2 separate regions of the Homo sapiens genome follow, and region 1 is linked to region 2. Evidence: chromatin contacts called from ENCODE Hi-C or POLR2A ChIA-PET data. All regions are on one chromosome and are shown on one strand. The core of a region is the stretch at or near the end of the contact, and the rest is flanking DNA. Distances in the headings are between cores, read along the strand shown.

The links. Hi-C counts contacts between places; a loop is a spot of excess contacts on that map. ChIA-PET counts read pairs that join two places held with the same protein, here RNA polymerase II (POLR2A). Pooled maps may share reads with other maps.
Region 1: a loop to region 2 is called in a pooled map, with 2.2 times the contacts of the local background. The contact joins the enhancer-like site here to the promoter of RAB19 in region 2. A Hi-C loop is called at or near these places in 5 of 168 maps with a recorded cell type or tissue (K562, breast epithelium, endothelial cell of umbilical vein and 1 more) and 7 of 50 pooled maps. POLR2A ChIA-PET finds 5 or more read pairs at or near these places in 11 of 52 experiments (AG04450, B cell, CD4-positive, alpha-beta T cell and 8 more).

The regions. Positions count from the first base shown.
Region 1 is chr7:140,453,131-140,459,536 of GRCh38, reverse strand. MKRN1 (makorin ring finger protein 1) reads left to right here. Exons shown (of 8, transcript NM_013446.4): 4 at 304-530; 5 at 2,671-2,885; 6 at 3,637-3,747; 7 at 4,304-4,442; 8 at 4,808-6,406. The coding sequence ends at 5,020. Among named protein-coding and RNA genes, the nearest start is that of MKRN1, 23 kb to the left of the region's middle. RefSeq lists an enhancer at 2,227-3,080. Within about 2 kb of position 3,601, at least 2 of the 41 ENCODE cell types and tissues checked have a DNase peak (open chromatin) inside an H3K27ac peak, as active enhancers do.
Region 2 is chr7:140,402,269-140,409,672 of GRCh38, reverse strand. It overlaps RAB19 (RAB19, member RAS oncogene family), which reads right to left and starts at 5,615. Exons shown (of 4, transcript NM_001008749.3): 1 at 5,456-5,615; 2 at 1,826-2,049. The coding sequence starts at 2,026. It overlaps LOC124901759 (a long non-coding RNA gene), which reads left to right and starts at 5,205. Exons shown (of 2, transcript XR_007060561.1): 1 at 5,205-5,488; 2 at 6,851-7,404. RefSeq lists enhancers at 5,041-5,540, 5,541-6,042.

The DNA.
Region 1 (6,406 bases), core at 2,352-4,851, 52 kb before region 2:
TTAATCCCAGTGAAATGAATTCAGAATGTTTTGAAAAACTGAATCCTTTCGAGTACTTTTTGAAATTAAATTTCAGTTACCCAAGACATAGATAAAGAAGCAATTTTTTTTTTTTACAAGTCTAATCTTGGAAATAACAGCGGTAGAAAAAATTCCTTTCTTTCAAGTGAAGAAGTTAGTTCAGTAGACTGTTTTGGTATTTCATTGCAGTTTTATTTTCATTTTTTGCGGTTAGATTCTCAGTTCTCTTATAGTTCATGCCTTATCTATTTGGACCTTTACCACCCTCTTACACATTTTCAGCTGCGCCTTCCTGCACTGAAGCACCCCTGCAGGGCTCAGTGACCAAGGAAGAATCAGAGAAAGAGCAAACCGCCGTGGAGACAAAGAAGCAGCTGTGCCCCTATGCTGCAGTGGGAGAGTGCCGATACGGGGAGAACTGTGTGTATCTCCACGGAGATTCTTGTGACATGTGTGGGCTGCAGGTCCTGCATCCAATGGATGCTGCCCAGAGATCGCAGCATATCAAAGTAAGTCTTTAGGGAGATGTGTGTGTTATTAGATGTGAGAATCATTATTTGCCCTTTCACAGCATTGTGGGTTTATTTCAGAGAAACATTTGATGAATTGAATGGTTATCAGTGAGTAGGGAAGTTTTCCTTTCTTGGGCTTCTTGGATGCTTTATCAAGAAGTCATATTTCCAGTGAACAAAATTAACTGGGCATGGAGGCATGTGTCTATAGTCCCAGCTACTTGTTAGGCTGAGGCAAGAGGATCGCTCAAGCCCAGGAGGTTGAGGCAAAAGAAAAAAAGAAGTCCTACTTCCAGAAACTCAGACTATAGACTTCTAACATTTTTTTCCTCTTTTAAAAAATAATGTTTCTGAGATTCACATTGAATATGTTTAATCTTTTGAAAATGCACATTTCATTGGTTTTTAGTATATTTACAGAGATGTGCAACCATTACCATTTTACTAATTTTAGGATAATTTGATCATCCTACACCCATTAGCAGTCACTCTTTATTCCAGCCTTCCTCCAGCTCCTGGCAATAACGAATCTGCTTTGTCTCTGGATTGGCCTATTGTGGACATTTCATGTAAATGGAATCCTGTAATGTGGTCCTTTGTGATTGACTTCACTTCTTTCACTTAACATAGTGTTTTCAAGGTTCTTTGTGTGGTTGCGTGTAGCCGTTCTTAGTTTTGATGGCTGAATTATTGTCTTTGTATGGCTAGACCACATTTGTTTTTCCATTCATGAGTTGATGGACACTTAGATCATTTCCAGTTTTTGGCTATTATGAATAAGGCTGCTAGGAACATTTGTATATAGGTTTTTCTGTGAAGATATGTTTTCCGTTACCTAGGAGTGGAATTGCTGGGTTACATAGGAACTCTGCTTTACGTTTTGATGAACTGCCATACTTTTCCACAGTGGCTGCAGGATTTTACATTTCCAGCAGCAGTGTATGGGAGCCAGGGTAGGTTCAGAAGACATTGTGTTAGAAACTTTAACTTTATTGGAGCAAAGTTTGCTTCTAATCATTTCCATCTCTTTTAAATTTCCATCTTTTTAAATGTGGTTTTAGGGTGTGAGGCATGTTATAAGGTAGACATAATTTGATCCCTATCTTCAGCGTACTTTTGTGAATTTAGGCAGGATAAATCTCTATACGTTATATCTATATATTGAGGTAGTAGAACCTACCTCTGAATATATGTATATATGTTTTTTCTTTTAAAGGTTTAGGAAAAGACATGTTTAGTGATGATGTGAGATTATGGATGACATTGCTCTTCTGCAGTGTTATTTTTTTTATTTTTATTTTTTTTTGAGACAGAGTCTTGCTTTGTCCCCCAGGCTGGAGTGTAGCAGTGCAGTCTCGGCTCACTGCAGCCTCTGCCTCCCGAATAGCTGGGACTACAGGCATGCACCACCACGCCTGCCTCAGTTTTGTATTTTTAGTAGAGATGGGGTTTCGCCATGTTGACCAGGCTGGTCTCGAACTCCAGGCCTCATGTGATCCACCCAACCTTGGCCTTCCAAAGTGCTGGGAGTTTTCTGCATTTTTATGTTTCCTATAATCATGTTTTTTATAAGTTAAAATATGATGTCCACACAAAAATTGGTACATGAATGTTCTTGGCAGCATTATTTATAATAGCCCCAAAGTGGGCTAATCTAACCTAACCTAAGTGTGCATCAGTCTATCAAGCTGAGTAGTTGAAAAATCTCGATGAAGTTGTTTTTCTTTAAAGGCATAAGAGAGTTTACGTGCCTGTCACCCTTATTTTCCGACAGGTTTTAACTAGGGTCTTAACCTCATGTAGAAACCAGAAATAACAAACAGTATGGAAAACCGTCTTTAATGTAGTTGAGCTCCAGGTTTGGGGTAGAGAAAATTGGGTAATTTTTCAGTTCCCGAAGTTGAGTCCTCATAGTTTGATTTTCTAGTATTGTTAAGTACCACCGCAAAAACAAACAAACAAAAAAAAAACACCACACCTGTGTTTACTTGTCAGCAAAGCTAATTTTCGTGTCAGCTTGGGAACATTGTTTTTTCAGTTGACTATTTGATTCTTTGACTGTGAATCATTAACTGTTGCTCAAGTTTTTCAGGGTTCAATGACTGGATTCCACTTGTTCTCTCTCCACCTTCTCTAGTCGTGCATTGAGGCCCATGAGAAGGACATGGAGCTCTCATTTGCCGTGCAGCGCAGCAAGGACATGGTGTGTGGGATCTGCATGGAGGTGGTCTATGAGAAAGCCAACCCCAGTGAGCGCCGCTTCGGGATCCTCTCCAACTGCAACCACACCTACTGTCTCAAGTGCATTCGCAAGTGGAGGAGTGCTAAGCAATTTGAGAGCAAGATCATAAAGTGAGACTCCTCCCCAGTCTTCATTTGTGCTTTCTCTTTTGGGGAAGAATTTAGTAACTTGTGCCAACTTTCAACCAGATGGACCGCATTTAAATGCATGCATTTTATCTTGAAACTGGGATATTCTAATGGGGATTTCTTCTTTGTATTTCAGCTAGCTTCTAGGTTAGTTGGTCTATCTACTTTTATTTGAATGAGGAAACCCTGTGTATCAGTTAGAATCTTCGTGCTTTTTCTGAGGAGATTGTGTTTAATGGATTATTAGCCAGTTTAGGCTCAGTGAACAAACTGATCTAGCTCTGAATGTATGTTTCCTGACGTTTTACATTTCCACTTTCCTATTCCATTCATTAAGCTAGCCAACAATCCACCATCCTTTAAAGATTGTTCTCATAACTGAACAAAAACCACATAATCTAAACAGAGCAAAGCTACAAGAAATAAATTTATTTAAACGAAAGAAAAAGGAGTCTGTGTGAAATGTCTTCTTTTGTTTTTGTTTTTTACCTAAGTTATATTTTTCAAAAAAAAAAAAAAAGAACTGGCTAGCCCTTGAGTTGGATTTATAAAGGAGGTTGCCTTGCTTGAAAGAAATGGTCAGTTGTGTGACAGTATGTGGAACCCTTTCAGGAAATGCCCACGTGCCTTTCAGTTAAGTCTTTAAGTCTGGAGGCGACACACCAGGGTGTGTCCTTGAAGAGTGGGCCTGTAAAAGGGGAATTTGCATTGCAGCCTGTTCATTGTTTCCCAGGTCCTGCCCAGAATGCCGGATCACATCTAACTTTGTCATTCCAAGTGAGTACTGGGTGGAGGAGAAAGAAGAGAAGCAGAAACTCATTCTGAAATACAAGGAGGCAATGAGGTATGAGCACTGCAGCCTTTTCTCAAGCGAAGAGCCCAACAGAGCTTGGGTTCACTTTGAAAAGAATGGTGCTGCATTATACACTCCTACCTCCTTCCTACCCTTCTTTGACTTCCCAGGACAGTTTATTTTGTCACCCTGATAACATCCAGTATATATCTTGCTATAACACAGTCCTTGGGGTCCATGCCAAGGGACTGTGTTATAAAGAGGTCTCTACTGTTGACAAGTAAGGCCCCATGAGTGGGGTTCTACCTTATTCTGAATCCGTGTCATAGCTGTCCTATGTTCTCATGTGTTGGCTTTCTAGAAGATTTTCTCTCTATGGCATCTGCTTGTACTAGAGCTATTAACCAGCATAGACTTGAACAGAGTTACCGGTTTCTAGTTAGTGTTTCTTGCATTGGCACACACATGTTTATAAGAACACATCTTGGGGAGGGCTGTAAGCTGACATACTGGTTCTATCCCTACCTGTTTAAAGAAACCCCGGATGATAGTCAAATACAGACCTGAAATCCACTGTGAATAAGGGTTGCGATATTTTCCTTTCCAGCAACAAGGCGTGCAGGTATTTTGATGAAGGACGTGGGAGCTGCCCATTTGGAGGGAACTGTTTTTACAAGCATGCGTACCCTGATGGCCGTAGAGAGGAGCCACAGAGACAGAAAGTGGGAACATCAAGCAGATACCGGGTAACTCTCACTGTTTTTTTAAAGGAGGGGAAATTCCAAGGTATCAGTTGAGTCCTGCACATATTGGGGTAGGGGAAGGAGAAGGTTAACGCTCAGGTCTGGGAGCGAAAGTGTAGAGTATTAAAGGAGGAAACAAACCTCAGAAAACTGGGAGGGATAGGAAAGGAAGAAAAAATGTGTGTTAAAGCTCTAGCCTAAACGATTTCCATGAAGTAACCAGAGGGGAGGAAGTGGTAAATGGAAACCCTAACTAAGAAGTCTGGTTCGTCATGCCCTCTGGTGTGCTGGACGTTTTGCCTTATAAACAACAGGATAGAAGATACTGCTCGACAGTGCCATCCCTATCATGGCCTTGTTTTTTACAGGCCCAACGAAGGAACCACTTCTGGGAACTCATTGAGGAAAGAGAGAACAGCAACCCCTTTGACAACGATGAAGAAGAGGTTGTCACCTTTGAGCTGGGCGAGATGTTGCTTATGCTTTTGGCTGCAGGTGGGGACGACGAACTAACAGACTCTGAAGATGAGTGGGACTTGTTTCATGATGAGCTGGAAGATTTTTATGACTTGGATCTATAGCAACCTTGCGTGGCGTGTGAACTGGTCTGCTGACCTCAGACAGCAGCTGTCCCCTGTGGTGGTGTGGCAGTGCCTGTGTTCTCTCCTAGGCAGGCCTCTCAACTCCAGGTGCTGTCCTAAGAATTTTTACCCAGGGCCTGTCTTCTCAACCCCTCACCTTTCCCTGAGGAGTGTGTTGTTTTCCCTGTTGAAAAAAGTTACAAAAATAAATCTTAAAGTTAGTTTTTTGTAACACGAATTTAACTGTCAGACAGTTAGTGTAGGTGTGTTGCGTCATCTGTTTTCAACCAGATTGCATTTATGGACTTTTCACACACTCATTTTGAGGACCCCAGGTTCAAAAGTAAAAGCAGTGGCCCTGCTTTGGGGTCCAAGAATAGGAGTGATGGGTGAAGGGACCTAAGCTGGCCAATAGCCCTCTGCCCCAGACATGGGATGTGGATCCTTGAGGTTTCTGGTGAAATCTGCACATCTGTGTTTTTATATCTGTTCCCTACCCTGTAATCCCTACCACGTGCACTTGTTCTGTGGTTTTGGTCTCTTGTTTAATTGCACACAAGTAATACTACTGGGTAACCAGAATCAGGTGTGAATGTGTTGAGATTTTTTACTGTTTTGCATGATAGGAAAATTGAGAAAGAATACGTATAAAAGATAGAGAGGCATAACATCAATGCAGAGTTGGAAGTTGGCTCCCAAGGGCTGACATGGTGTGAGTGTGTGGGTGTGTGATAAGCTTCTCATCCCTGCATAGATGCAGTATTCTTAGCCTTAGTAGAAAAACCTGGTTTAGTGGTTTAAGCCTTGTGTGGCAGATAGATCTTAAAGGGCAAAGCAGTATATTGGTAGTTGTCAATATAGCAGTGCTAGCTCTGTCTATATAAATAGAGAAATGGGGTTAGCCATAGAGGTTAAAACTACCTGGTTATCCCATATAATAACACAAACTGGGTCTTGGATACACAGTTGTATTTAATGTTTTACGATCTAGCCTTTCCAGTACAGGCACTTTCTGAGAAACCTTTGTCCTCACTTGAGGCATTTTGTTGTCGGGTTTTTGTGTTTGTTTTTGTGGGTATTTGCCTCATTCCACCCCTGAGCTTTCAGGTAGACAGACGTGATTCAAAACTCTGTTCTAAGGTGTTTATTGTAGTGGAGTAATGGGTTTGCAGTGATAAGTCATACTTTTCCACCGAAAGGGAGGGCTTGGGAATCCCTGAGATTAGCTAAAGTTAAGTTGTTGGAAGAATTCCTTGATTGGAAATTGTACCTTTGTGTTTTGTTGCTCTGTTTCCTGAAAATAACTCGGGGATGCTCCTGGTTTGTCCATCTACTGCTTTGATTCCTTGGATCCCACCCATTCTTTCACTTTAAGAAAAAACAAAT
Region 2 (7,404 bases), core at 4,366-6,865:
AGGCTGGAGTGCAATGGTGTGATCTCAGCTCACTGCAACCTCTGCCTCCTGGGTTCAAGTAATTTTCATGCCTCAAGCCTCCTGACCAGCTGGGATTACAGGCATGTGCCACCACGCCCGGTTAATTTTTTTGTATTTTTAGTAGAGATGGGGTTTCCCCCCGTTGGCCAGGCTGGTCTTGAACTCCTGACCTTGGGTGATCCGCCTGCCTCGGCCTCCAAAAGTGCTGGGATTACAGGCATGAGCCACCGTGCCTGGCAGTTTATGGCATTTTTGAGTACACAGAAAATTTGACCTCTTTCTTTTTTTGAGACAGAGTCTCACTCTGTCGCCTAGGCTGGAGTGCAGTGATATGATCTCGGCTCACTGTAACCTCTGCCTCCCAGGTTTGAGAGATTCTTGTACCTCAGCCTCCCAAGTAACTGGGACTACAGGCACGCGCCACCATGCCTGGATAATTTTTGTATTTTTAGTAGAGACAGGGTTTCACCATGTTGGCCAGGCTGGTCTTGAACTTCTGACCTCAAGTCATCCACCCGCCTCGGCCTCCCGAAGTGCTGGGATTACAGGTGTGAGCCACCTTGCCTGGCCACTAGAAAATTTGACCTTTTAAGGCCAGGTTTGGTGGCTCACGCCTGTAATCCCGGCACTTTGGGAGGGTGAAGTGGGAGGATTGTTTGAGCCCAGGAGTTTGAGACTGGCCTGAGCAACACAGGAAAATCCTGTCTCTACAACAAATTTAAAAAAGGAGTTGGGCATGGTGGGGTGCACCTGTGGTCCCAGCTATTCAGGAGGCTGAGGTGAGAGGATCGCTTGAGTCGGGGAGATGGAGGCTGGAGTGAGCTGTGATTGTGCCACTGCACTTCAGCCTGAGTGACAGAGCAAGACCCTGTCTCAGGCTGGGTGTGGTGGTTCACATCTGTAATCCCAGCACTTTGGGAGGTAGAGGTGGGCGGATCACTTGAGGTCAGGAGTTCGAGACCAGTCTGGCCAACATAGTGAAACCCTATCTCTACTAAAAATACAAAACTTAGCCCGGTGTGGTGGTGTGCACCTGTAAATCCAGCTACTTGGAATGCTGAGGCATGAGAATTGCTTGAGCCCAGGAGGCAGAGATTGCAGTGAGCTGAAACTGTGCTCCTGCACTCCAGCCTGGGTGATGGAGTGAGACTCTGCCTCAAGAAAACAAAAACAAAAACAAAAAGCCCTGTCTACACTCCCCCACCCCCCCAAAAAAGCAAATTTGACCTTTATATAGTTAGAGAAATGTATAAATTTGACCTTCACAGTTAGATTCAGCAGTATTTTCCTTATTGGCTTCTGGGTTCGTGTCTCATTTAAAGCCTGATTTTCCCATTCCATGATGAGAAAATAAATACTCCCATGTTTTCTTCCACTATTTGTATGATTTCATGTTTTGTACTGAAATCTTTTATTGCTCAGACATGTGCTTTGTTGTTGGGAATTCTGGCTAAAAAAGGTGGAACTGGCCAGGCGCGGTGGCTCACACCTGTAACCCAGCACTCTGGGAGGCCGAGGTGGGTGGATCATGAGGTCAGGAGATAGAAACCATCCTGGTAACACCATGAAACCCCATCTCTACTAAAAATACATAAAAAAAAAAAAAATTTGCCGGGCGTGGTGGCGGGCGCCTGTAGTTCCTGTTACTTGGGAGGCTGAGGCTGGAGGCTGAGGCAGGAGAATGGCATGAACCCGGGAGGCGGAGCTTGCAGTGAGCCGAGATCGCGCGAGACTCCGTCTCAAGGAAAAAAAAAAAAAAAAAAAAAAAAAAGGTGGAACCAGTCCCGTCCCGGTGCCCTCTGACCTTCACTTTTTTGCCGTCAATATCAAGGGAACGCACGGTAAAGTCCACTCCAATCGTGTTCTGCTGTGTCTCAGTGTAGACTCCAGACTTGAAATGCTGCACCACACACGTCTTCCCCACATTGGAATCCCCAATGAGGATAATCTTGAACAAATAGTCAAAGTTCTCATCTGCTGCCCTGGCTGAGCTGGAGAAGTGCATGGTTCTTGCCACCTAGAACAGAACTAGGAAGAAAGGATGGAATTCAGCACCAGGAACTGGGGATCCAGTACAAGACAAGACGAAGGGAGGTCATTACCTTCACAGTGCTACATCCTTGTGAGAGGACGATGCTAATGATGCTAGTCGGGCACAGAGGAGTTGTCCCCATAAGCTGACATCTGCCCTACGTGTGTTGATCTTACTTTAGGGGTGCTCTTGGAATAAAGAGGTTCTACTGCCATTCTCTGGTGGGTCCAGTGGACGGTCAACACCATCAGATAAAAGCAGTGATATATCCTAGGCCTGGAGACGAGGTGCCACATGCTCCATCAGAGTGCCCGGAGAGCAGGAGAATGGCAGAGGAAATGCCCACAGCAGTGACTCACCTGCCATTGGAGGTCCCACTAGTGTCAATTTCACCTGGGGAGAAAGATTCCCAACTGCTGTAAGACTGACCATCCAGGCCGTGCACGATGGCTCATGCCTGTAATCCCAGCTCTTCGGAAGGCCAAGGTGGGTGGATCACCTGAGGTTGGGAGTTTGAGACCAGCCTGACCAACGTGGAGAAACCCCATCTCTACTAAAAATACAAAGTTAGCTGGGTGTGGTGGCGCATGCCTATAATCTCAGCTATTCGGGAGGCTGAGGCCAGAGAATCACTTGAATCCGGGAGGCGGAAGTTGCAGTGATCCGAGATCATGCCTTTGCACTCCAGCCTGGGCAACAAGAGCGAAACTCCACCTCAAAAAAAAAACACCCAAAAAACAAAAAACTACTGACCATCCAGGTAGCTAGCAACGAGGACTGATAAGAGGTGATTGGTAAGTCAGCTTGGGGAAGAGTGACATGACCTTTTTGTTCTGTTTGGAGCCTAATTTTTTTGACCAGGAAATTAGGATTTTGAGAATATTCAAAATTAAAACCATGGCTATAATGTTATGGCATATTTTACCAAAGGCTGGTTATGGCATATTTTACCAAAGGTTTTTTTTTTTCTTTTTTTTTTGAGACAAAGAGTCTCGCTGTGTCGCCCAGGCTGGAGTGCAATGGCATGATCTCAGCTCACTGCAACCTCTGCCTTCCAGTTCAAACGATTCTCCTGCCTCAGCCTCCCGAGTAGCTGGGACTATAGACCTGCACTACCACACCCAGGTAATTTTTGTATTTTTAGTAGAGACGGGGTTTCACCATGTTGGTCAGGCTGGTCTCGAATGCCTGACCTCAAGTGATTTACCTGCCTCAGTCTCCCAAAGTGCTGGGATTACAGGCCTGAGCCATCACGCGCCGCCAGAAAATTAAGGTTTCTAATGACAGTGTTTCACAAACTAACTGATTATCAGAATTATCTGAGAGTATCATTGAAAAATATATATTTCCTTTTTTTTTTTTTTTTTTTTTGAGACAGAGTTTCACTCTTCTTGCCCAGGCTGGAATGCAATGGTGTGGTCTTGGCTCACTGCACTGCAACCTCCGCCTCCTGGGTTCAAGCGATTCTCTTGCCTCAGCCTCCCAAGTAGCTGGGATTACAGGTGCCTGCCACCACGCCTGGCTAATTTTTGTATTTTTAGTCGATACAGGGTTTTGCCATGTTGGCCAGGCTGGTTAGGAACTCTTGACCTCAGGTGATCTGCCCGCCTTGACCTCCCAAAGTGTTGGGATTACAGGCATGAGCCACCATGCCCGGCTGGAAAATAAAGGTTTTTAATGACAGTGTTTCACAAACTAACTGATTATCAGAATTATCTGGGAATATCATTGAAAAAATATATTTTTGGAGCTCATCCCAGACTTGCTAAACATATTTTACCTTGTTCTTTTAAAAATTATTTCTTAGTATTCTTTTTTTTTTTTTTTTTTTGAGACAGAGTCTCGCTCTGTCACCGAGGCTGGAGTGCAGTGGTATGATCTCAAAACTGCACTGGGCCAGGTTTTGTGTTTTGTGTTTTTAACTTTAAAATATGTTTAGTGCGCCAGGCCGCAGTCGCTCATGCCTGTAATCCTAGCACTTTGGCAGGCCGAGGCAGAAGGATCACTTGACGCCAGGAGGTTGAAAGTAGTCTAGGCAATATAATGAGAGCCCTGCGCCCCCCCTCCCCGCCCATCTCTATTAAAATAATAAGAAATAGGCCAGGGGCAGTGGCTCACACCTGTAATCCAAGCAATTTGGGAGGCTGAGGCAGGCGGATCACTTGAGGTCAGGAGTTCAAGATCAGCTTGGCCAACATGGTGAAACCCCATCTCTACTAAAAATACAAAAAATTAGCCGGGCGTGGTGGCATGCACCTGTAATCCCAGCTACTTGGGAGGCTAAGGCAGGAGAATGGCTTGAACCCAGAGGGCAGAGGTTGCAGTGAGCCGAGATCGCACCATTGCAGTCCAGCCTGGGCAACAAGAGCGAAACTCCGTTTCAAAAAACAAACAAACAAACAAACAAAAACACAAAACCAAAAACCTCTGTCTCTCTTCCCTCCCCTCCCCTCCCCTCTTGCTCTGTCTCTTCCCCAGGTGATTCTGATGATGAGCCAGGTTTGGAAAACACCAATCGACCAAGTCACCTACCTGAAACTTACTCCCACCATCAGCATCCCTGGCTTAAATGTCCACCTATGCTTAAATATCTCTGATCACAAGGAACTGACTACCTCCTGAAAAATTTCCATTTTGCACTGGGCAGCTCTCACTTCTGTGGGATTGACACCTCCCTCCATGAGGTTTCCATCTGTCTAGCTCCGTGCTATCCTTACTCTGCCAAGACACATCACATTCCTGTTCCACATGACAGCCCATCAGATATTTGAAGCAGCAAGAATATTCCCCCAAGGAGAATATCCCCATCCTCTTTAACTGTTCTTCCTGAGAGTGTGTTCGGACTCCTCATCCAATTGCTCTAAAAGTAACTGAAACCTGATCCCACTTAATGATTACATTTGATGTGCTGCAAATTGCCCCTGCCTTGTGACATCCTTCTTCACCTCTCCGTTTTACTTTGGTTTTCTCTAAAGTCATAGACAAGGACACTCTGTCTCATCACACAAGGTAAAATGCACTCAAATGTCCAATCTGCATGCAAAAACCCAGGGCTTTAAGGCGATGAAGAAGGATCCCATACCTCTCTTGGACCTCTCTGAAATCACATATGGGTAGATGATCCAGCAGACAACAGACACAATCAAACCACTTTTTTCCTGTCTGACTTTTCAACTAAAGACAGCCATTCCACTTCCGGTGTCTTGGTCTTATCACTGTAACTTGAGCTGAGACTTTACTTCCATGTCTCCCCCCACCCTCAGGAGTCCTCAGGGTTTCCACTAAAGCCCCCTTTCATTGAGCCTACAAGCCTTGCTGGGAGGCACAGGCAGCGTCCACCCCGATGATGTCCTCCCGCCGGCATCCCGCAGCCTTCGCCTTCCTGGTTCACCTGTCGCTTACCTGTCTCGCTCTCTCACCTCTGCTGGTCAGCAGGTAATGTTTTCGCTTTCTTCTGGGTTTGCTTTTCAGCCCCCCAGTGCCCCCTTCTTCCTCCTGCCTCGCTGCTTGGTGGGAAGTGTAGTTCTGGCCCCAGGTGTCGGGTTTGGCGTCCTGAGAAAGTGAAAGGAAAGTGCAATCCCTCCCACCTGCCCTGAGTCCGGAGCTGCCTCAGGGTACAAAGCGCCAGGTGAGGGCGGCCAGCACAGGGCAGGGCGCAGAGCCGGCTTTCTCACCAGCCTTCGCCGGCCTAGCGGAAAGCCCTCACAGGAAGGAACAGCCAGTGAATTAAACCAGTGCTGGCCCATACGACACTGCCCCTGCTCCTTTCTTCTACTTTACCTTGTCTTGTGGGCTTTTGCGTCCTTTGCTCTCAATTTGTCCTGGTGTCCCTTGTTAGGAAACAATTTCAGAATGTATCTCATGTAGTAACAGCGACTGTTTTGCAAAATGTTTGGGTCAGTTGTACATGTGCATATTGTACTGGGTGATGTAAAAAAAAAATTTTTTTTTTTTTTTTGGAGACAAGGTCTCACTCTGTCACCCAGGCTGAAGTGCAGTGGCACCATTCATGGCTCACTGCAGCCTCAACCTCCCGGGCTCAAGCAATCCACCTGCCTCAGCCTCCTGAATATCTGGGACTACAGCTGGCCTGAGGGTTGTTAGTTGAGATAACACCAACTAAAGGAGGATATAGATCTTAAGTAATTTATTTTATTATATATACATATTTTTTAGAGACAGGGTCTTGCTCTATGGCTCAGGCTGGAGTGCAGAGGCATAATTATGGCTCACTGCAGCCACAACATCCCAGGCTCAAGGAAGCCTCCCACTTCAGCCTCCCAAGTAGCTGGGACTACAGTCATACACCACCATGCCCCACTATTTATTGTTTTTAGAGCTGGGATCTCCCTATGTTGCCCATGGTGGTTTGACACTCCTGGGTTTGGCCAGGCATGGTGGCTCATGCCTGTGATCCCAGCACTTTGGGAGGCTGAGGTGGGCAGATCACCTGAGGTCAGGAGTTCGAGACCAGCCTGGCCAACATGGCAAAACCCCATCTCTACTAAAAATACAAAAATTACCCGGGTCTGGTGGTGAGCCTATAATCCCAGCTACTCTGGCAGGAGAATCGCTTGAGCCTGCGAGGTGGAGGTTGCAGTGAGCCAAGGTCGCGCCACTGCACTCCAGCCTGGGTGACAGAGTGAGACTCCGTCTCAAAAAAAAAAAGAAAAAAAGAGAAGAAACTCCTGGGCTCAAGTGATCCTCCTGCCTTGGCTTCCCGAAGTGCTGGGATTACAAGGCATGAAACCACCGTACCTGGCCAGATTGTAAGTAATTTAAGTCTTTGTTTTGTAGATCTGAATATCTCTTTGTGAGGAGTCAGAGAAAGGAGATGATGCAAAGAGAAGGAAGCAAAAACAAAACTAAAAGAACTTTGAAGGTATATGAGAAGAAAAAGCTGAAAAGAAAATGTCTGCCTCACTCCCTCAAAAATTCTACCATAGAGCAAAGGTTGACGTCCAGAAAACCTCAAGTTTATCAGTCCCAGATGCTGGCAGTAGAAGCATAAAGCTGAGGTGAATTTTCCTTACTATTTTTTCCCCAGAGTCTAGAACAGTAACTGCCTCCCAATGTCTATCACAGGGACCAGATTTTCTCCACTACATAGGATGTGATATGTAGGCAGTTAAATGGCATTATAGACACAATAAGCAAAATTGAAACAGAGACACCCTGTTGGATAAAATATTTACATCGGTGTCCTGTTTCCAAACTGTGGGCTGAGACCTATAAATGAGTCATGAAATCAACCTTTGTGGGTTGCAACCAGCATTTTCACAAGAAGGGATTAAGAAACAACTTCAGAATGTATCTTGTGTAGTAACAGTGACTACTGTTTTGCAAAATGT